Regions from separate parts of the Mus musculus genome. Here all the other regions are linked to region 3. The links are chromatin loops, found by intact Hi-C in ENCODE. Cell type or tissue: heart. All regions are shown on one strand.

The links. Hi-C counts contacts between places; a loop is a spot of excess contacts. Peaks named below come from ENCODE experiments on the same cell type or tissue, not always from the same donor. Only the 100,000 strongest peaks of a DNase experiment are listed, where the experiment ranks them.
Region 1: a loop joins it to region 3, with 8 times the contacts of the local background. A loop is called at or near these places in 32 of 42 quality-filtered maps.
Region 2: it touches region 3 in a loop (2.3-fold over the local background); 5 of 42 quality-filtered maps call a loop at or near these places.

The regions. Positions count from the first base shown.
Region 1 is chr17:32,345,306-32,353,305 of GRCm38, forward strand. Akap8l (A kinase (PRKA) anchor protein 8-like) reads right to left here and starts at 5,272. Exons shown (of 14, transcript NM_017476.2): 1 at 5,182-5,272; 2 at 19-93. The coding sequence starts at 5,194. In heart, a CTCF peak has its summit at 3,795 (motif pointing right); DNase peaks (open chromatin) are centred at 3,946 and 5,346; H3K4me3 peaks cover 2,467 bases; H3K27ac peaks cover 1,958 bases.
Region 2 is chr17:32,430,831-32,438,830 of GRCm38, forward strand. No RefSeq gene overlaps it. Among named protein-coding and RNA genes, the nearest start is that of Pglyrp2, 14 kb to the left of the region's middle. In heart, a CTCF peak has its summit at 1,363 (motif pointing left); DNase peaks (open chromatin) are centred at 3,721 and 4,511.
Region 3 is chr17:32,491,394-32,499,393 of GRCm38, forward strand. Cyp4f39 (cytochrome P450, family 4, subfamily f, polypeptide 39) reads left to right here. Exons shown (of 14, transcript NM_177307.3): 13 at 414-496; 14 at 909-1,927. The coding sequence ends at 1,086. Among named protein-coding and RNA genes, the nearest start is that of Cyp4f17, 11 kb to the right of the region's middle. In heart, a CTCF peak has its summit at 3,442 (motif pointing left); DNase peaks (open chromatin) are centred at 1,148 and 3,388; H3K4me3 peaks cover 1,041 bases; H3K27me3 peaks cover 728 bases.

The DNA.
Region 1 (8,000 bases), 150 kb before region 3:
ACTAGGAGCCACACTCACCATAATCACAGGTGGGCTGGGCACTGGTGTCACAGTACGTAGACTGCAAAGTGGTTTCGGATCCTTGGACAAAACCTAAACATATGCACAAGGTGGTTAATTTTCCCAAAGCAGCCATAAGAAAGTGAGCAACTGAAATAGCATTTTAATACAGATTAGCAGACAAGTCTCCCTTCAGTTCAGAAACCTCTAAAACCTATAGATTCCATACTTTAATTAGACCTCTGAACACATTAATCAGTACAGACAGGTCATGCTTAACTTGTTACAATGACTATGAAAAAACGTGTAAACATTTAAGCTACTAGTCTATTTTGGTGCATAAAATGAATCCAAAATATCATTCAGTTACATAAGGAATCAAATCATTATTATAAATAAAGCTACTTCTGACCAGGCAGTGGTGGTGCACCTTGGGAGGAAGAGGCAGATGGATTTCTCTGAGTTCAAGGCTAACCTGGTCTACAGAGTGAGTTCTAGGACAGCCAGGGCTACACAGAGAAACCCTGTCTCGAAAATTTCTTTTAAAGAGAGAGAGAGGGAGGGGCCGGGGAGAAAAGCTACTTCCATTTCAAACAAACATTGGGTTAGTTTTGAAATTATGTTAATACTAATCTTTGCACCTCCTTGCCTGGCTGTTTCTGTATTTTGATAGAGTGTCTCACTTGAGACCAAGGCTGGTGTCAAATTCACAGTATCTCTCCTGTTTCAGTGTCCTGGGTATTATAAACATAAGCCACCTGACTTACAATTTTAGTTTCCCCATATGAAGAAGTATGTACTGATGGGTAAGAATTCCATCTTCAAGTTTTATCCTTAGACCTCATTGCTGAAACATATTACCTATGTTTCACATGTTTATATGGAAATAAGTATACTAAATATAGTGTGAGCATCTCTACCCTAAAATCTGGTTTTTAGTTTTCTTGTTTGTTTTTTGAGACAGGACTTCTCTTGAGTAGCCTGGATGCCCTGGACGTCCTTCTGCCACCCGAGTGCCTGGATTAAAGGTGTGTAGCACCACACCTGGCTCTAACCTAAAATCTTTTTTTGTTTTTCAAGATAAGAGTTTCTCTGTGCAGCCCTGGCTGTCCTGCAACTTGCTATGTAGACCAGGCTGGCTTCAAACTCAGAGATCCACCTGCATTCCGAGTGATGGAATTGAAAGCATGAACCTAAATTCTCTCTTTCTCTTTTTAAATAAAAGATATGTGCCTAAATTCTCTCTTTATGAAATTATTTATATTTATCTGGTGCTTTCCTTGCATGTATTTCTGTATGACGGTGTATATCCCTTGGAACAGGAGTTACAGACCATTGTGAACTGCCATGTGGATACTTGGAATTGAACCTGGGTCCTCTGGAAGAACAGCCAGTGCTCTTAACTGCTGAGCCATCTTCCCAGCCCCTAACCTAAAAATTTAAAGCCTTACTTAAAAAGCAAAACTTTTTGTTTCGTATAGTTTATCTGTATAGCCCTGGCTGTCCTGGAACTCACTCTGCAGACCAGGCTGGCCTCGAAATCAGTCCCCCTGCTTCTGCTGGGATTATAGGACAGCCACACTTGGCACCGAAGTCTAAATCTTTCTAATTACCAACTTGAGGCTACAAAGGAATATTCCACACTGGACCTGACTTTCCTTATGTGACAGGTTGCAATCCAAATGCAAGTAAACAAAATCACATAATTTATTTTATATAAATTACTATCAGGCAACTGGGCACGATGGTACACACATGTAATCCCAGCACTCAGGAGGCAGAGGTTAGGGGATCTTTTTGTGAGTTCAAAGCCAGCCAGGGCTACATAGTAAGATCCTGTTTCAAAACAAAACCAACCAGCCAGACAGTGGTACTGCACGCCTTTAATCCCAGCACTTGGGATGCAGAGGCAGGCGGATTTCTGAGTTCGAGGCCAGCCTGGTCTACAGAGTGAGTTCCAGGACAGCCAGGGCGACACAGAGAAACCCTGTCTCAAAAAACAAAAAAACAAAAAAACAAAACCCAAACCAAAACCAGTCAAAATAAAAACCTTCAGGCTATGTATACAGATGCATATGAAATGTAAATGATTTACTGTTTAGTCTTGGGTCTGACCCAAGACATCACTAGGGGTAGTCCAAAATCCAAAAAATATCTCAAAGTCCTTTTGGTCTGAAGCATTTAGATAAGGGACACTCATTGCTCAGTGGTCACTATGAAGCCAGACACAGTACACCTTTAATCCTATTCTCTGGGAAGGCAGAAGCAGGAGGATTGTGAGTTTTAGGAAGGCCTTGTCTAACATATGTATCTTGTACATCTTTTCACTTAGTGCTGAAATGATTAAAACACTAAGCCCTTGACTCAAAAATCAATGACAGCATTTCCAATAAAAATAAGTTACAACCGAAGCATATCAAACACCAATCATGTGGGTACAGATTCCCATACTGCTGCTGCTCAGTGAAGGTTACAGCCTACATGCCAGCACTCACGAGGCTGAGGCACAAGTTCTGCCATGGGTTCAAGGTGCTGAAACAGGGTGAGACACCCCTGAAACACACACACACACAAAACCACAGCAACCATAGTCAATATTGCACACTGAATAAATGCTTCCCTGCTGGGTGCTTTAGCTGCAGGTCTCAGTTCATCCTCATTAAGACCCTGTTCCCTGTCCAAAATTCTTTGAAAAGTCAGTACTTTTTAAGTCCAAAAAAAAAAAAAAAAAAAAAACAAAACAAAACAAAACACTACAAATCGAGGACTCTCAGAACTGGGAAGGAGGCTGGATACCTCCAGGCTTCCAACCATAGCAGTTCATAAGCAGAGTAAGTGCCCTCTGCAAACGTGAACAATTTTACACCGAGGCCACAGGGACCCGGGAGAATGAATACCGTTTATGTATGTGGTGCAAAATCAATACGGTTTCTGCTTTGAGGTCCTTGAGTTGAGTTAATCTCAAGGCCTTGGCAAGCTAGGCCAACACTACATCACTAAGCTGTCCCTAGTGTATTCAGTTACAGGGTACCACCTTGACCCCAGGTGAAGAGACCATACTTCTTCAGGGTAGAATTGCAAATACATCCAGCTACAAGGACTCCAAAAAAGAAAGCTGTGGACTCAACTTCAGCTTTACTTTCCAAGGAGAGGAACTGAGCCCAGGTCTTGGGGAAAGAGAAAACACAAATATAGAGACCGAGTCTTTGCCATCCTTCCTAAAGAGATTGTGTCCAATTAGATTTTTCCCACCCCTGGGGGTCCAGGGCCTTCTCAAGATGCTTAAATTTTAAGTACTAATGATTTAATAGCTGTCTATAAAAACCACTGGGGTGGGGAGTGCAACTGGAGAGATGGTTCAGTGGTCAAGAGTACTGCTCTTCCAGTGGGCCAGGACCCCAATCCCAGAAGCCATGGGGGTGGCTCATAATCATCTTTACCCTTAGTTTTATAGAGTTACAGGCGCTCACATGGCAGTGCACAGACACACACATTCAGGAAAAACACTCATATGAACAAAATTAAATAAACAAATTTATTAAAAAAAAAAAACACTGAAGGGTTGGAAATATGCTGCTCAATTGTGAGGACGAGAGTCAGATCCTAGAACCCATGTCAGGCGGCTCACTCACAACCCTCCGTTAACTCCAGTTTCAAGGGACCCATGTTCTCTTCTGGTCCCAAGGGGCACCTTCATACATGGCTGACACACTCACACAAACACATACATGTAGATGCAGACAGATACATGTAAATAAAGTAAAGTATGTTGTGGTGGAAGCCATACTATGCGCTTCAGGCTGCAGAGTTGCAGCCCTACCCTTTATCCACTAGATGTCAGTAGCACTGCATACCAGTCCCCCACCTCCACCCCCCCCCTGCCCATACACACATTATATAGATAAGACAAAACAGGACTCCAGATATTGCCAAATGTACCCCTGGGAGGTGTGAGGCAGGCAAAATCACCCTGGTTGAGAACCACTGGCCTAGAGGATGGTTGTTAAAAATCCCAAGGTTCTTGGCAAGCATTTGACCCAGGGGCTTAGGAGGACTGGCATAAAGCTCAGGTTCCATTGAAAGCCTTAAACATTCCAAACAGAATGTGGGTTATCCAGCAACCACTTAAGTTCAAGCCTGAAATACCTCCAGTAAAGTGGGAGGCACTGTCTGTGGCACTGACTGATAAGTTTCATTGGCAAACCCAGGGAGCCTTGGCAACTAACTCACTCAAGAATGATTCTACAGTCACTCAAGCATATTCCACACCCCTCACCATGCTCCTCACCCACCTTCCTCTTTGCTCAAATATCACTGATCTAAGTAGGTAGGCGGTTCCAGCCCAGTATGTTTTACAGCGACAGCTATCTTTACTCTTTCCTATTTTGCTTACATCTCTTCTTAAACGTCACCCTTCCCAGAGGCTTCAAAGCTCTCCGTGTAATGGCTGAATCTCTTCAGGATACCCAAGACCCAAAATAATATATTTATTGTATTTTGTCTGTCCTCGCCTATAAGATGCTTAAGAAATTCTTGTCAGCATTCAGTGTCTATTCAGCACCTGATTCGGTAAGTTGAGTGGAAAGTAGTCATTCGTCACCAGGGTTCAAGCTTGCTCTCTAAAGCTCCCTGCAACGGTTCAGAGCCTTCATATAGATTTACAGATTCTCACCGCCCCCTGGGGGAGTGAGGTAGGGGAGGTTGGCTCTCCCCCCCTCCCGCTTTATACCAGATGAAGTGGGGGGAGTGCCATGAGTAAGGGTCTGCGACGTTTTGCACAGAAACTGCTCAAGGGAGGCAATGGCGACAGCAGCCGCCCCAACGGACTGATCTCAGAAGCTCAGGCCTGAGAAGCGACGTCTTAGACGTGGGTGTCCGTGGGGCACTAGCCAGGGAATGACGAACGGAGGTGCGGGAAGCCTGAACCTAACGTTGAGGCCCAAGACCTACGGTCACAGAAGACACAAGCAAATCCTTGAGTAGCCAGGAGAGTCCAAGATGCCCGGCTGAGGTCAGTGAGAGCCGAAGCTTGAGGGATGCGACCCCGAAGGGAAGAGCCTAAGACGCCATTTTGTGACCACAGAGGGCAATGACCACGACACTACAAGAGGAGATCCTAGCATGACTCAGCCCGTCCTGACGCCCCGGCCCAGAGCGCTGCCTTCACCCTGTTGGGCCTACCTGTGTAGCTCATGGCCGCAGAGAACACCCGAGCCGTGGACACAGACCGCTACTCTGCGCGTCTGACGCCACAACAATCCCTGGGGTCCTTCCACACACGCTCCAGCCCCGCCTCCTTATCTCATTGGCTTCTGCAAACCTCGGACTTCACGCCTATTGGTTTCGCTACCTGTCTATTTTTACACCTCTTCGTGACAGTGGTTGGAGATACTGCCAACCCCCGACGACCCCGCCTTACTCTCCGCCTCCTGTTAACAAAAACCTGCGCCAATAGGCCAAGGGGAGAAGATGGAAAGGTTCGAAGGGGCGGAGCTGCATGCAACCTAGAGGTCCGAGCCCACGCGTGTGCTCGCCTGGTGTGTGCGAGCGAGACACTTGCCAGCGTGAGCAGAGACGACCGTCTTGCGCCCCGCCACTGAAATGAAGTCAAGAATGGTAAAGCCATGTTGAAAGGAGAAAATTAGTATCTAACTGCTAAACAAGGTCCTGACAAACGTTATGTGAGATAACGTTAAAACAAACGAAGAAGGCCATGTGTAGTAGCTGACTTCTGTAACCCCAGAATACCGGAGCCTGAGACAGAATGACTCGAGTTTGAGGTCAGATTATACTATATGAATTCTAAGCCACTCTGGGTTCCAGTGAGTCCCCGTTTCAAGGAGGGGTAAAGAATTAGGGCCAGTTTCACAAAGTAAATAGTAAATATTATTTTCTTATTAATCGTTACATAACAATTAATAGTGTTTGTAAGGATATAGCTTGGTGGAAAAACATTTTATCCTAGCATGTACAGAAGGCCTTATGTGAGCTCTCCAACTGCAAAATAAAGATGCTTTTGAAAATTTTATGTGTATTAGTGTTTTGCTTGCGCGTGTCTGTGTGAGGGTGTCAGATCACCTGAACTGGAGTTTCAGACAGCCCTGAGCTGCCATGAAGGTACTGGGAATTGAACCTGGGTCCTCTGGGAAAACAGCTAGTGCTCTTAACTGCTGAGCCATCTCTCCTGCCTCTCAAAAACCACTTTAAAAATAACTGTTTATGTGTATGCTATTTGTTATACAAGTAGTATATCTCAATGTATCATATATTATTGCAAATGCTTGACATAAGAACCTATGTTCAATGCTCAGCTCCACAAAACGAAAAATGTAACCCAGTACCAGCCTTGTTCTAAGCACTATGCCTGGCTCCTCCTGGCTGTGTGGAAAGTCACCATGGGAGGTATCCTTGGAAGAACCCTAAAAATAAAACAATGGATAAACTACAGCAAGCTCTGCTTCTATGATTCATGTACCTTCTTATGGTTTTGAGAAATGTTAAAGTAGGTGTTCTATTGGTATTAAGGAATGTTTATCAATTCTTTTTAGGCTTATGTATTTGTTTTGCTTGAATATATGTCTATGCAACTACATGCACCCCCAGTGCCTGAGGTGGTCAGAAGAGGGTACTGGATACCCTGGAGTTACTGTGAGCTGCCATGTGGGTGCTGGGAACCAAATCCAAGTTCTCTGTAAGAGCAGTGTGTGTTCTTTGCCATTGAGCCACCTCTCAGTTCTTGTTAGCAGTTTCTTTAGGGGTAATAACAATGGCATTCTTTAAAAGGCCTAGATCCTTCAAAGAAACATACTGAAATAGTTGATATGATAGCCAAAACTGTTCTTCACAATTTAGTTGGGGCAGGGGAGGTAGAGAAGTATAGATTAGGCTGTTGCTGTGATTAAAAGGGCTTGTTTTTACCATTTGTCCAGATACAATGTCCTGACGATAATTTCTCCCCACTTTTGCAAAAGAAAGCCAGTTGCAGTGGACCATGTGCATGTGACCCGGGAACATGCGACATAAGTCCGCTTTATGTGTACTGCCTCTTTGGAGTGCCATACTTTCTGGAATCCTAGATAAAGTACAGCCCCATGATATCTCTAGATCCTGCAGTTTACTTTGTAGCACTTGGTGTGATTTCACCCAAGGTCTTGTTTAATTTCTGATGTCCTCACAGGTTGAGCTTAGCCTAAAAGTTAAGATTGTTTCTTTGAGACCATGGAGTGGTTTAAGCAAAGACTTAAGCTATGCTCAGGAGTTTTAGGAAAAGGTCTGTTGTGAGAATGGTATACGATCCTTGCAAAAATATACAGCTATCAGTGTAGAGTAACGTGTTACTGTGTACAAAGATACAGCTGGCTACTACCTATGTAGTAGGTAGGAAGGACTTCCATGTTACTACTTCTGTCACTGGAACTTTTAAAATTTGTCGCCTTTATATTTTAAAAAAATGGATTTTATATTTTAAATTGCTATGAAGAAACATGTTTGGGTCAGTTCTTAGCATGAGAAATCCCACTTCTTTTCCTGTCTTGGATATGACCAATGACAGTAAAGGATGAGAAGAGCCACCATACAAAAGAACACATTCCTGGGCTAAGAGCACCCCTGCAGGCTTGTCACTGAGCCTGTTAAACCCTCCTCCCCAGGCATAAAGACACAGTAGGGGAGGAGAGAAAAACAGGGTTGGGAGGGACCTGCTGCTGCCCAGAGTTGTCCACACCTAATTAGATTATCCCACTTTCCAGCACTTGGCTGGTTAGTGAGGATGATGAACTGAAAAGATACAAGGAATAAAAAAGTAGGAGATAACAGAATCTTATTACCTTAGAAATGTTCAGTAAACATTAGCTGAGCAAGAAAATAGCATTGTTTAAAGAAATAAAGTCAGGCTGGGCAAGTCAGGTACTGGTAGTGGGCAAGCCTTTGATCCAGGTGGATCCCTTGATTTTGAGGCCAGCCTAGTTTATAGAGTTCCAGGACAGCCAGGGCTACACAGA
Region 2 (8,000 bases), 61 kb before region 3:
GGGCTGGGCCTGGGTGGCAGCAGAAAATCTGGAGATTCCATAATGAATCACCCCCTTCCCCAAGCTTCCCTCCTAGTTCTCGAGGCCTGCCTGTAAGGAGAAAGCAGCGTCTCCGGGCTGTCTGTCAGTTAGTAAGCCAGCATCTCAGGCAAACAAACACTGATCAGAACCTGGAGCACTGGCAGAGACAGGCAGAGCCTAGGGGCTCTCTGAAGAATCAGAGTCAGAAGGGCAGGAACTTAAAGCAGGGCTAAACTTGGGATCGTGATCAGGGTGAGAAGCACTCATTATGGGGCTTTGTGAGGTGCCAAGGTCTCCAGGATTCACAGGGTGGAATAGGAGAACTGACTTCTGCATGTACACCATAGTGCATCTACACATATACACACGCACCAACACACACACATACACACACACACACACACACACACACACACACACACACACACACACGAGCACACACAAATAGATAAAATAAGAAAAAGAAGAAGAAATTTGCTATGAGGATATCGCTCAGTGGTAGAGTATTTGCTTAGTATATACTAAGGCCCTAGGTTCATTCCCTAGACCTGCAAATTCTGAATCCTAGAAACAAATCAAGTCATATTCTACTGTGGTAGGAGTCACGGCAATCATTGCAAAACCCTTGGTGATGGTGATGGTGATGACGATGTAAACTGCATGCATTGTGGAGAAGACTTCTCCTCAGGACTAATGGAGTGGTCAAAGGAACCCTCTGTGAGTTGGTTCTCTCCTTAACCATTTGGGTCTGTCCTAGTGATTGAACCCAGGTCAATCAGGTACAGGTACAGGCTTAGCGCCAAGTACCTTCACCAGCTAACTCATCATACCAATTCAAGATTTTTCATTTGATTTTTTTTAAAATTGAGATTTCTTTTTAATGGCTCACTTTGTAGACCAAGCTGGCCTCAAACTCAAAGAGATCCACCTGCCTTTATCTTGAGAGTGGTAGGATTAAGCCGGGCGGAGGTGGCACACGCCTTTAATCCCAGCACTTGGGAGGCAGAGGCAGAGGCAGGTGGATTTCTGAGTTTGAGGCCAGCCTGGTCTACAAAAGTGAGTTCTAGGACAGCCAGGGCTATACAGAGAAACCTTGTCTCGAAGACCCCCCCCCCAAACAAAACAAAACAAAACAAAACAAAACAAAAGCAAAAGCAAAAGCAAAAACAAAAACAAAAAAAAAAAGAGTGGTAGGATTAAAGTATGTGCCATTCTGCTCTGTCCTGGGTTGAATTTTTCTGTTTAGATTTACTTATTTATATTTTAGGTGGCCTGGAGGGATAGCTCAGCCAGTTAAGAGTATGACCATCTATGAAGGGATCTGATGCCCTCTTCTGGCACGTAACTGTACATGCAACAGCGCACTTATACATAAAATAAACTTAACAAAAATAAAAAGAAATATATTTTATGTGTATGGGTGTCTTGTTTATATGTATGTTTGTGTATGACATGCAGGTGTAGGCCAGAAGAGAGTGTCGGATCTCCTAGAATAGTTACAGTAGGTGCTGGGTGTGAAACCTGTGTCCTCTGGGAAAAGCAGCCAGCGCTCTTAATCACTGAAGCAGTCTGTAGCCCCTGAGTTGAGATTTGATAAGTAATGAGATTTTATTTCTTCAGTGCTGGGTACGGCTCTTCATCAGGGAGCCAAGCTCTTAGCCCCTCACTGGAGGTTCTATGCAGGGATTCTTCTCTTAGGCTGCATTCCCAGCCCACCTCCTCTCTCCTTAAGATTTATTTTATTTATGAGTACACTGTCGCCGTCTTCAGACACACCAGAAGAGGGCATCGGATCCCATTACAGAGGTTGTGAGCCACCATGTCACCACTGGGAAATGAACTCGGGACCTCTGAAGCAACAGTCAGTGCTCTTAACCGCTGAGCCATCTCTCCAGCCCTGTGTCTGTTTTTTTTTAATTCAGTTCTAGATCTTACATATATTACTGAATAGAGCCAGCTAATGGGCTGACTGTTTTCGTAAACATTTTTTGGTGGTATATAAAATTTATATGATATAAAATTGCATTATTTAAACAGTTTTTAAATAGGTGAGCTATTTTTATTTGAGTTTTGTTGATGGAGATGGAATTATCATGTGTGATAAACATTTGTTCTCTCATCCCAGCTCAAAATTTTTAATGGGTATAAAAAAAATCAAACTCTGTGTGTGTGTGTGTGTGTCTGTCTGTCTGTCTGTCTGTCTGTCTTAGTCACCACTGTTCTACTGCTGTGAAGAGACATCATGACTGTGGCAACTCTTATAAAAGAAAGCATTGTTTTTAAATGGGGGCTTGTTTACAGTTTCAGAGGTTTAGCCTATTATCATCAGGACAGGGATCATGGCAGCAGGCATGGCAGGCATGGTTCTGGATAAGTAGTTGGAGAGCTACATCGTGATCCACAGACAGAGAGACATTGGGCCTGGCGTGAGCTTTTGAAACCTCAAAGCCTACCCCAAGTGACGTGTTTCCGCCAACAAAGCCATACCTCTTAATCCTTTTAAACAGTGCTGCTCCCTGGTGACTCAGCATTCTAACACATGAGCCTATGGGACCACTCTTATTCAGACCGTCATAGGAGGGAAAGGCACCTGCTCTCAAACCTGACAACATGATTTTAATTGTGCCCCACTCCCAATCCATATGGTAGAAGGAGAGGACTAATCTCTCAAGTTGTTTCTGACCTTCAATATGTACACGCTGGCATCAATCAACCAACCAACCAACCAATCAATCAATCAATCAATCAACATAACTTAAAAAGATATGTTCAGGCCTAGAGAGATGGTTCAGTGATTAAGAACATCGTTCTTGTACCTGGGTTTGGTTCCCAGAACATACACCAGTAACTCCAGTTTCAGATGATCTGATATTTACTTCTGATCTCTGCAGGCACCAGACAGGCATGTAGCCTACAGACATGCATGCAGGTAAAGGAATCATATAAATAACACAAATAAATCATGCACACACACACACACACACACACACACACACACACACACACACACACACACGAGATGGCTCAGTGGGTGAAGCCTGCAGACTTGAGTTCCATGAAGCCTACATGGTGGGAGGGAACAGTAACTCCTGCCCTTTTTGTCTGTGACCTCCATATATATGCCATGCACGTGCCCTTCCCCAATGTATACGTGATAGGGAATGTAAAAGAGTCCTAATGTAAGGGTTTGTTGTTCGCTGGAGAATCATGCTTCAGACCCAAATGGTGTGCAAAAGCCAGGAGCGTTTTATTCTGCAGAAGCCCAGCATGTTGGAATCTCTCATTCCAAAATGGAGAGAACCAAGTGAGCTTGCACATTAGGGGAATTCCGGGATAGGTGAGCTTTCTCTTACTCTATCTCTAGGCATTCCAGAACCATTATCGGGGCGTGAAGGCTGGAGCCTGGGTTTTTCTATTAGTAATTGACTTGCCTGGGCTTCCCTGGACTTCCCAGTTCTTAGGCCTAATCAATCTCCTTAACTGTCAATTTGAAGTCTGTCATGGAGTCAGTCTGTCTCATCTCTCTCACTACAGCTAGTCAATGTGAGAAGAATAAGAAATGCCAGAGTGTTCGGCATTAAATGGGTCATTCACCTCCTCCCTAAGGCTTAGGGATCTTGGAAGAGGAGGAGGCAGAAAGATTGCAAGAACCAGAGGTCATGGGTGACTGCCACGAAACTGTCTTCTGGACATGACAGGGGACACCTGGCACACATGAACTCATGGTGGCTGAGATGCATACACAATCGAAGACAGAATCACAGCATGAAGTGGTGGGGTGGTCAGGAAGTCCCACCCTAGCTGAGAGGCTGTTTACCAGTAGCCAAGTGATGGCTGTCGGGAGGGGGTGAGTCAGTTTCCTTTAAGGTTGTGGCATCTGAGAGACTGCTCACGTTCCAGTAGATGATCCTACATCCATGAGATACAGGCAGCATTTAGTGTTAACTCACTGGGTTAAAAAAAATTTACATGAAATTGGGAGGGAGTTGAGTAGTAGGAGATAAGGCAGGAATTGGAGGTGATGGGAGAGAGAGATTTGATTAAAACACATTGCATGCATGTATGAAATTCTTAAACAGTAAAAACTCATTTAAAACATTTAACAAATTCCTGGTCTGCCTCTACTTCTAGTAAGTAGTTTCATGACTTGCCCTCATTCCGTCCACCTTGAGAATGGAAGGAGAGCCCCTCCCATAGACACTGTGAAGGTGGAATCAGGCCACAGAGATGCAACACTGTGTGGGCTGGGATTGAGGAACAGGGCCCTGGGAGTGCGTGGGAGGGTGTGCTCAGGGTTCTCTGTCCTACACATCTGTCTCAGAGGCCCCAGCTATGGCAGAGTCTAGCCAATGGGCGTAATCCATCTCATTAACCTGATGTCAGGGCTCCCACATCTGAGGCAAATCCGGGCCCACAGGACTCCATTATTTCCTCATCTGGAGCGCCCCTAGATTCCTGTGGGCTTCCGGGCCTCAGGGCCGGGACTGAAGCCCATCTAGAGCAGCTGCCAAGCTGTTGAAGCTGGTTTAGGCCAGCACAGGGATTAGAGGAGTCCAGAGTACCAAAGGAAATAAAAGCTGTTTGCTGTTGGAGCTGCTGACTCTCTGCCTCCAGGAGTCTCCAATAGGCAATAGGTGTCCTGAGCTGAGTTTCTGGAAGGGATGGGAGAGATTTAATCATCCAGGCATCTCATCCTGGAACTGGGAAGAAGTTTTGTAAATGAAGATGCAGGACTTTATGTAGATGTGTGAGCTCAGTCCGTGAGGGAGTGCTAGGGCCCAGGTTGAGTGGAGTAAATGGGCCTGGAGGGGAGGGCCTGGGCAAATAACCCCCACTGCCCACAGGCTAACTTGGTGTCACTCCCTCAAAAGAGGGACACAGGAGACAGGCACATTGACACTGGAGAGTTGGAGACAGGAGGATCAGAAGTTCAGGCCAGATTCAGTTACACATTGAATTCATTGCCATCCTAGTCTGGATAAGATAATGTCCAAGAGAGAGTTTCTTTGTTTTGTTTTGTTGTTTGTTTTTCAAAATAGGGTTTTTCTGTGTAGCCTTGGCTGCCCTGGAACTTGTTCTGTAGATCAGGCTGGCTTTGAATTCACAGAGATCTACCTGCCTCTGCCTCTTGAGTGCTGGGATTAAAGGTGTGTGCCCTTAACCACTGATCCATTTTTCCACCACCCATTCCTCTCCCCATCCCCAGACAGGGTTTCTCTGTGTGGCCTTGGCTGTCCTGGAACTAGTACTGTAGACCAGGCTGGCCTTGAACACACAGAGATCCACCTGTATCTGCCTCCTGAGTGCTGGGACTAAAGGTGTGCACCACCACGACCCCACTTTTAAAATAAAAAGATTATTATTTATTGTTATGTCTTAGATGTTTCACCTGCATGTATGCCTGTGTACCATGTTCATGCATAGCCCACAGAGTCCAGAGAGGGTGTCTAATTTCTTGAGTTACAGACAGTTGTGAGTGGCCACGTGGGTACTCAAAATCAAATCCAGGTCCTTTGGAAGAGCAGATGTTGCTCTTAGTCACAGTGCCATCTCTCTGTCCTCCCACCTGCCTCCCCCCAAACCCCCATCACAGGCAGGCTCCACCATGATGCTAGGTTTCCCTTCCCATTACCTGCTCTTTGAGAATTTCCTTCTTTTGATCATACCAATTTATCTCAGATCCTTCCTCTCTTTTTTCCCAACTTCATTTTCTCGTTGTTTAAAAACAACCCACTAAGTCCAATTGGAACTGCTCTTGTAGGAAAGGGTGTGGAGCCATCTGGATCAGGGCCATCATCAAGGGGCCACATTCTTGAAAAAATTCCTACTTTCTCTACCTCAGAGCCATCCACTGTCAGCAGCCCCTCCTCCTTTCATGCTGGAAGTTCTAACTGGCTTGATCTTGTGCAAGAAGTCACAGTTGCTGAGACTCACATCCAGCGGATAGCTCCCCTCCCCAGCTTCCAGCTCTCACATTTTTCTTGCCCCCTCTTCCAGGACGTTCCCTAGGCCTCGGAGGGAGGAGCTAGTGTAGATGCCCCATTTAGGGTTGAACATTCACGGAGACCTTATTCTCTGCCTTCTAACTGCTGCCCACGGCGAAAGAATCTTCCCTGGCCAAGGTGGGGATGAACTTCATCTTGTCTCTTGCCAAGTAGAAGCTTTTTAGCCACTCCCTTTGCTGTTTTCTCCTCCAGAGTTTAAGTGGTAAGGCTTCTTGTCTGCCATCTTACTCAGAGGTCCTGCATCCTGTTTCTTGAGACAGAGAGAGCCTCACAGTAATAGAAGTGTCCTGGAACTCACTGCATAGCCCTGGCTGGCCCTTGACATTCAATGCACATAATATAAAAAAACAAATTAAAAAGAAAAATATGTATCTTGCACACGAATCATTGGCACACATTTTGTTTTGGGTTTTACTTGTTACTATGTAATTCTGGCTGGCCTCCATTCATTTTGTAACCCAGGTTGCCCAAGAATTTGTGAGTGATTCTCTTGCTTCTGCTCCTAGAGTCCAAGGATTCCAGACATGAAATTATTGGTTTAGGTTGGGCATGGTAGTGTATGTCTTCAATCTCAGTACTTGGAAGGCAGAGGCGGGAGGATCTGTGAGTTGCCGGGCAGCGTAGTCTACACAGCAAGTTTGAAACCAGCCAGGGCTACATAGCGGGGCCTTGTCTCAGGTTTTGTTTTATTAGCACATGCTATGGCATCCATCTGGAGAGTAGAGGACAACTCTGTGCATCGCCATGGATCAACTCAGGCTTGGGCAACAAGTACTTTTACCTGCTAAGTCATCTTACTGGCCTGGCTTATATATTTTTTATTTATTTGTTTTTTTGTCATTTAATGTAGAAACATCATGTCTTAGTTTGGGTTTTACTGCTGTGAACAGACACCATGGCCAAGGTAATTCTTTTTTTTTTTTCTTTTTTTTTTTTTTAAGTTCTCCAAGATGGGCTTGTTTAGGTGTTGAAGGGAAAGGCTCAGCAACTTTTATTTACGCACTCATTAGAGAAGATGAGCAAAGGTCAGAGCACCTCTGAGCTCGGACACCGACTTGGTTTACTTCTGTCTTTCCTACCGACTAGGGTTGGTGCTAAAGACTGGGTTCCAGGGCACCTTGCGTCTACCACGTGCGAGCAAGGCCCTCCCGGCATCAATACTCAGGCCTGGTCTTGCCTCCAGTCTTAGGGTGGGCTCGTGGAGTACTGCTTTATCAGCTGCTTGTGACCAGGATTACACACTCGCTCAGGCTGGATGCTTGAAGGAAGAGGCAGTTCATTTGTTGACCAAGGTAATTCTTAGAAGGATGACATTTAATTGGGGCTGGCGTACAAGGTTCAGAGGTTCAGTCTATTTTCATCAAGGCAGGAGCATGGCAACGTCCAGGCAGGCATGATGCAGCAGGAACTGAGAGTTCTACATCTTGATCCAAAGGCAAACAGGAAAAGACTGGCTTCCAGACATCTAGGAAGAGGGTCTTAAAGCCCATGCCCACAGTGACACACCTACTCCAACAGGGCTATACCTCCAAATAGTGCCACTCCCTGGGCCAAACATATTCAAACCACTACACATCACCTTTGTTGATAGTTTAGGATTACAATAGACTATTTATATTCTTATATGTGGGTAAGTGAATAAATTGTGCTATATAACACCAATTTCCTTTTCTCATGGCTTTTATAACTTTACATGCCAACTAATAAAAATGAGTGTGTAAAGTACCCCCACTCTCCACTATACCCCACTCAAAATAGCAGTCATCAAGAAAACAGGAAAACATGATTGCTCAGTGGGTAAATATGCCTGCTGCCAAGCCCGGCAGCCTGAATTCAGTCCCCAGAGCTCGCATGGTGGAAGGGAAGACCTGACTCCCACATGCTTTCCTTTTACCTGCAGATAAGCACCAAGGCAGTTCTCATGCGCATACACATACCCACTAAAGTAATGAGTTAACTAATTTTTAGAGGAAA
Region 3 (8,000 bases):
GCGTATGCCCTCATGGACCTTAAAGTAAAGCTCACGACAACTAGCCAATAGATAAGATCATTTTGGGCATTGCTAAATGTTCTAAGGAGGTACAAACAGATGAGGTGGGAGGAATTACTCTCAAGAAATCCAGAGAGGCCCCAAAGACAAGGTAATGTTTGAACTGAGACCTAATGAGTATGAAGAACAGGCCTGTTCAAGGCTGAGAAGACATTAAGTGCAAAAGCCCTGAGGTAGAAAAAGAGCCTGGGTGCGTGACAACAGGGGACAGGCATGAATAGTTTGAAGTGTGTGTGATAGATTGGAACAAATGGCCCCAAGGTGTTCCAGCTATAGGGGTCCTCAGAGGTTGAGGTGCAGGTGGGCTGGATGGTTGGGACAGTCCTCAGACTCACCCAGGCAATCTTGTCTAGGTATACAATCCTTACCGTTTTGACCCGGACACCCCACAGCAGCGCTCTCCACTGGCCTTTGTACCTTTCTCAGCAGGTCCCAGGTAAGGACCCAAACTAACCCCAAACATGGGAGGGGCAGAGTCATTGTCGGATCAGGAGTGTGCCCCATGGAAGCAGGGACCAAGCGACACCCACAAGTAATTTTAGGCAACTCAAGTCCTTTCTGCTTCCCTAACTGAACCAAGAGGTTCCGAATCAGACTGCAATTCCGTCCTTGAGAACAGGGTACTCCTCCATTATGTCGGACCCCGGGTTCTGGACTCACATACTTCCAATAGCTCTGTGATGCTGTCATCATTCGGGTTCTACAGAGGAAGGAACTGAAGCTTAGATAAGGGCGCTCATCTGTCAGGATGCATTGGTAGTAGTAAGCTGTGTGTTAGGATTTGAACGTTTGACTCCATTGTTGCACATCCTAAGAATTCTTGAGTCTCATTTGAACCCTTCCTTCAGGAATTGCATCGGGCAGAGCTTCGCCATGGCAGAGATGCGTGTAGTCGTGGCGCTGACACTGCTGCGCTTCCGCCTGAGCGTGGACCGAACCCACAAGGTGCGGAGGAAGCCGGAGCTTATTCTACGCACGGAGAACGGCCTTTGGCTCAATGTAGAGCCTCTACCCTCACGGGCCTGAGTGCGCCCTTGCTCCGCGGATCCTGGGATTCAGGGATTCAGGCTCCGCCCGCTCAGGCCTAGATCACGCCTCCAATAGCATGGATCCGCCCCCAAGATATTGAGGGCGTTGACTACGCTCCTCGAAAGTACTGGAGGACAAAGCTTTGTTTGTAGAGGAGTATCTTGTTGGTGCTGACTTCGCCCCTCAGGACAAGACTCCACCCTTGGGATTTGATTCCACCCTCTGAGGTCGAAATTACGCTTTGAATTATTGTCACCGGCCCTCAGCTTGAGGGAATGATGCTAGGCCACGCCCCACTCGGGCCTAGGCCACGCCCCAGTCAGATTACCCTGGCCCTGCGGATTCTGATTCCTAGGCCCAGCTCACAGAAACTTGGACCTAAGACTCACCACTGGGGTTGTATCCTCTGGCTTTCCCTCTGCCTATGCCCAAGTTAGCTTCTAAATGGAGGATTTAGAAGCCGGAGTCTGAGGTTGCAGTCCTGAATCTTCAACATCCTTTCCCAAGACCCACAGCTCCATGAAAGGACAGTTCAAGCTCTCAGGATTTAGGCTGTTTGCTTTGTTGTTTTGTAAACCTGGGCCCTTGCAAGCCCCTTCCTTCTTGGTCACCGTCCCTTTGCTGAGTTTTCTCAATTTTAAGAGTGAGAGTAAAAGCAAGAGGATCCAAACACCGTCCATCTCATCCGGTCCTAGATTTGGAGCCCAAGGTGGGGAGGTGGGCCTCTTGACAGTCGGGAAGCAACTGGGACATACTTATTTGATCTGGAACTAAACTCAGGTTTTTTTTTGGGACAATTTGTGCTCCGTTTATTTGGTCAATAGATTGCATATTAATTCAATGTCTACTGGCATGGGGCCAGGCATCCAGCCCAGCCTAGTTCTTCCTTCTCATCAGAGAGGATCAGAAGTTGAACAATTATACCTGTGAATGATTATTCACAATGCATGCATGACACATGCTTCAAACATGAGACCCCTGGTTCTGGGTGAATGTGACAGAGGTATGGGGGGTGGAGGATCACGGGAAGTCTGAGGCTGAAGTAAGAGCAGAAGTTGAGTGGACTGTGGGAAGGGAAGAGTGTCCCAGGCAGAGGAACAGTGTCAGCAAAGGCCTGGGTTGGGAAAGAGCACAAAAAGTTCACAGCAGTTTTAGTGTCTGTTAAATGAGATAATCAGAAGTCATCCAAACCATGGAGCAATGCGTGGATCAGGTGCAAACACGCGGGAAGACAATTGAGCTCTGGCAAGAGTCATTCTATCTCAAGTTCAAGGCCAGCTAGGGCCAGGTGGACACCCAGTGTCCAAGAAAGCAAGGTCTAGGGATGTGTTGGGAATGGAGTGCTCACCCACCTCAGCCTGGGAAGAACACGGGAAGCATTAGGTCTCATCTGAATCTCATTACAGTAACTGTAACATCTGGGTGTGGGAGCAGACTGGAGGAAGGGTAGTGGGCAGAGAGCAACAGGGAGTCATGGAAGGTATGAGCAGGCACTGGGAAAGACATGGTCAGCCCGGGCTTCGTATCAATGGAATGACTCTTGCCACGACTCAGTTGTATTCCCACATGCCCTTGGTTAATAGCCACAGTTTGGATGACTCTGATTGTCTCATTTAATAGATGCTAAAACAGGTCTCAGAGGGGAGCAACTCACTCAATATCCTTATCTTGGGGTCTCAGCACAGATCCTCTGTCCAGCAGGTGCCTAGAGGATCTGCTAAACTGAATTTAATGACCGTGGCAGTGGCAGAGCTGCCTTGTGTCCTGGTGGCATGTGATGGGGTCGTCGGCTGATGTCCACTGTCCACGGTGTTTGCCGGCTGAGTAGTAAGCTTACAGACTTCAATCCTAGCCACTAGCTCTTACAGTGTCGCCAGGATGGAGGAGCTCCTACAAGCCCGTCATTCTCCAAAGACTTCTCAGTTTTTTTCATATGTAACCTTGTCCTCCTCCAGAGACATGACAAAACAAAACAATCACAAAAATTTGGTTTGGGAAGGCAGTATTTATGAGAGCTAATCCTGGTCAGGGCCTTTTCTAGAGGTGGCCTTGGGCAGCAGACTGCTCTTCTCTGCTCCTCAATTTTCCCTGGTACTGTGAGTCTTGCAGTATCATAAAGTTTGAAATTAATGAACCTCGTGAAGGTGAATAAATGAGAGGAGGAAGGGAGAGGTGGGGCCACAGTTCAAGCCACACCTTTATGCCCTCCTGCCAACACTCTTTCTTAAGGCAGGGTTTCAGGTGGCACCATTAGGCCTGCATATACAGTCTGTGTGATTGATGCTTTTAAGAGGAGGCTGGGGAGGAGGTTCCCTGTTTCTCTCATATGTGTGTAAGAGGCTCCCTCTGCTGGTCAGAGGCACCAGGCTATAAAGTTAATTCCTCCAAGAATTCTCATGTTTATGTGTGAATGCCCACAGATATGCTACATCTTATGTGCACTGGTGATCCTGAATGTGTCTAAGTGACAGCATGCACACATCTTAGTGTCTGTGTGTGTATATATGTAATATGTGTTCATGTGTTTGTGGCAAAGCAGGAAAAATACCATTCACTGTGCCTGCAACCTTCCACACCAGCTGTGCTTATGGTCAATGTCACAGCTCCATGCCCCAGTAACTAGCCTTGATCCTTGTTGTGCAGGCTCCACACTCTAGAGAGACACTGCCTTTGAAGCAGTACTGGGTCTTCACTGCATTGTAAACTTCCTTCACGTTGCCCTTGGCTCCCGTCTCTCTTTCCTACTCCACTTCCCCAGGAATGTTTCTGATGTTTCCTGGGATACCCTCCCAAAAAGATGCTTGGCAGTTGAAGCCTTGTCTTAGGATTGCTGCCAAGTAAAGTCTTTACCCTGGAATCCTTAGATCAGGATCTGCTGCTGGTGAGTTTAAACTAAGATACAGTGATGGCCCCTCCAGATCCTTTAGTGCTGTGGATTGGACTCCTCAACCCATGGAGATTCAGGGTCCTGGTACTCAGGTGGGCAAGGAGTCAGCAAGATGACAAACAGACATGGACACCAGAGAGAGTGCTGTATTCGAATGTAATGTCTCAAAGCGAGCATCAGACTTATAACCCAGAAGAAAAACAAGGAAGTTAGGTGATACATCAGCCAAGGTACATTGAGATGCATAATGACTCTTTACACAAAACAGAGAAAATGCATACATAAAAGGTAACAGGAACCAGGCAGTGTTTACAACTGAGATAAGATCAGTCCTATCTAAAGTCAACTATTCACAAGAGCCAGGTGAAAGTGCTAATATGCTCAGGTGTAATTCTGGTCTATTGTACAACCCACCACCAGGGGTTTTCCGCTCTAGCTAACCTTTTCTTGAATAATACAATTCTCTAGTTCCTCCTTAAACCACAACCCTCCTTCTTCCTAGACCATTGTAAATTCCTGCATATAGGAGTGACTCGGCTGTAATTCCAAGTTTACTTTGTTGAACTAGCCCTGAGAGTTTTAGCTCTTATCCAGTAAAATACTGCAAGAAAGCATGCAAGACCTTCCACACTATCGCAGGGACAAATCTGTTTATGGGGCACCAGAGACTCTCCAGGAGACAAGTTTCTGTAAAACTTTTTGCCTCAGGATTGTGGCCAAGCTTTTGGACTTGCCACGAAGACTTCACTGGAGTGGGTATGGCACTTTAGTCCTATTCTTGTATCCTGATTACCAAGGAGGTATTTGAGATCAGAGTATAGTTAAGTCTTAAACCCTGGAACAAATGACTGAAGTGCCTATTTGACATATCAAAGTGGGTCTGATCTCCAGGTTCTCTCAGCATCTCTCAGCCCCTACCTGTTACAGGATCCTTGCATACCCTGTTCCTACACTGAACTCTCTAGCCAGATGGTGGTAGTGGTGAATGGGTCGCTGGGTTGGGCTGTTTTTACCTATATAATCCAACCATTTTGGTTACCCAGCCCTTTTGTCCCTTTGCCCTCTTGGGTGTTGCACCTTGTTTCCTCTTGTAGTAGTTTGAATATGTTTGGCTCAGGGAGTGGCACTATTTGAAGGTGTGGCCTTGGAGTAGGTGTGTTACTGTGGGTGTGGGCTTTAAGACTCTCACCCTAGCTGCCTGGAAGTCAGTATTCTGCTAACAACTTTCAGATGAAGATGTAGAACTCTCAGCTCCTCCTGCACCATGCCTACCTTAATCTCACCTTGATGATACAGGACCGAACCACTGAACCTTTAAGCTGGTCCCAATTAAATGTCGTTCTTTTAAGAGTTGCCTTGGTCATGGTGTCTGTATACATCAGTAAAACCCTAAGACAGACACATAATTAACATTTTTAGTTTTATATTTTTTTGCTAACTTGATTATGTGTTTCTTGAACATCAACTTCATAGATGTCAATGCCCTGTGAAAACATCAAAATATTACTGTTGACTCTTTCTCTAAAGAACCAGTCCAGGGATGAAAGCTAACGCTCCTCTCCTTGACTCTGGCCAGTCCACATGACTTCCCGGATGTGGCATTTATATCATAGAAGGTCCACAGTTTCCTTCCAGTCCCACTACACTACAAGATCTTGACCCCAATAGACATGTTAAGAGGAAACCCAAGTAGCCACAAGGAGAGGCCTTGTCTGAAAGGCCATGAGATCCCCAACTGTTTGTCCACCATAAGAGTCAGCCATCTTGGAAATGGCTCCTTCCTATTCTGATGAGCTGCTTTGTTCAATAGAACATAGATAATACTGTTCAATAGAACATAGATAATACTGTTCAATAGATCACAGAATGCTAGCCCTACTGAGCCCTCCCCAAAGTATGAATTTCTACACGTATAAGCAATTTCCCCTAATCACTACTTTTTTACAACCAGCCAGGGAGGGATGGAGGGAAAAGGAGGGGGTGTTTACCATACTACTTAACACATGGTTAGAATAGACAGAATGAAGCACGTGGTTAACACCTGCTTTATGAAAGATTGACGGCATAGGCACCAGCTATGATGCTGTGTCCTTTGGCACACAGTCAAGGAACTCACTGCTGAAAAACCCCCTCACAAGTTCTCTGACTCTTAGCAGGCTATTAGGAAAGCAATGTGCACCTGGCTTGGTGTAAGACAGACCAAGGTCAAAGCTGGGCTCTGCTAGTCATCAGCAAGTGATTCACACTTGAATGGAAAAAATAATAATAAAGAAAGGATATGTCTGCCCCTAGGTATGGTAGAGAAGGATGTTTATTGTAGATAAAAGGGAGAGCATAGCCAGAGGCAGAGATTTCTAAGAGTCCAGAATGAACATAATCTGACTGAGCTGAGCCATGTGAGCCATTCTGTTCATTTCTGAGCTGAGCTATTCTGTTCATTTTCTTGAACACGATGTGACTTCACACTTTTCTATGGGTAGATAACACTCCATTGTATTTATATGGTACATGTTCAATAAACACGTACCAAATAATAAACAACTCAACAGCTTCAGGAAGTCCTAGAAACTGACTAGATTCATCAGGCCCCCACCTTTTCCAAGCTGATGTAAGCTGTAAAAATAGTGGAGAGACTCTTTGACCTATTGAGTTACCTGCAAGTTGTACATGTAGTGAGCTTTAGGATTCCAGCTTTTTTTCGAGCTGTCATCCTTGTTAATAAAAGCTTTTGGTGATGCAGCTGGCTTTGAATCATCTTTGCTAGTGTAGGGAATCCTCACCCACACTTCCATAAGTTGGACTTTTGCTGCACCTTTATTCTGGTCTGTTGTTGGTTCCCTGTGTGGGATGAGTGAACATTTGTTTACATCTCCCCAGGAACAGTATCGCTCAACGACACAACACTTAATTTTTAAAATTAATTAATTAAATGAGTAGGAATGTTTTGCCCACATGTATCGTACAACCTGTGTTTCATGGGGGCCAGAAGAGGTCACCAGATCTCCTGGGACCAGTGTCACAGACAGCTGTGAACAGCTACATGGGTGCTGGGAATCAATTTCAGGTCCTCCACAAGAGAAGCCAGTGTTCTTAAATGCTGAGCTATCTCTTCAGTCCACATAGCACTTTTTCTTAAAAAGCAAGTTGCATATTTCCAATACATAATAGCTCAGAATAAATTTTGCACTACAAGATGGAGAAACGAGACTACAATAAGCCTGAAAGCCATCAAGAAAAGCAGAAAACCATCCGTATCTGGCACCTAGGGCTTATGATCAACTCATCTGGGCTCCAACAGTCCTGCCTCTTCAGCCCTGCCTGCTGAAGCTCACATAGACTCTTTCTTGGGCCAGTTTCACTGTGTGCCTGATGTTCTTCTCAGTGGCTATCCAATGGTTCTGTATTTCTAGCATCTTATGGTTTCTACTGGGGATTAGGCTTGATCTTCCCAGTTTTGAGCAACTGCATCTCACATCCATCTTGCAGGAAATCTTACCTGAATACACAGTGCTTGGCCTCAGAGGTTTTCTGGAATTTTGGTGTAAATCTTCACTGTTGCCACATTGAAGCTGCTAAGTTCTGCTGCCAGCTGGAGATATAATCTTAATTTCTTCAACTGCTGTGACCTCTGCGTGCCTTTGAGTTTAACCTTGGGGGGGGGGGAATCCCTCTAAGTGGCCATTTTGCAGTAGGAATCCCTTCAGCAATATTCCTCACATATGTGTGTGTGTGTGTGTGTGTGTGTGTGTGTGTGTGTGTGTGTGTGTGTGAATTAATGAATTAATTAAGTATGGCACACACAAGAAGGTCATAAGACAACATTGAGGTGTTAGCTCTGTCCATCCAACATGGGATCAGACATCAGGCTACTGAGCCACTTCACTGGCCCATGGATATATTGGAACCATTTATGGTTGGAGCCTTGTGGTAGGACATATCTTGTGGGTCCTAATGCAAAGCTGGGTGTTTCAGCTGCCCTTCTGTGTAAGCTGGAGTCCTAAAGGTGTAGGTTCCAACAGATGTG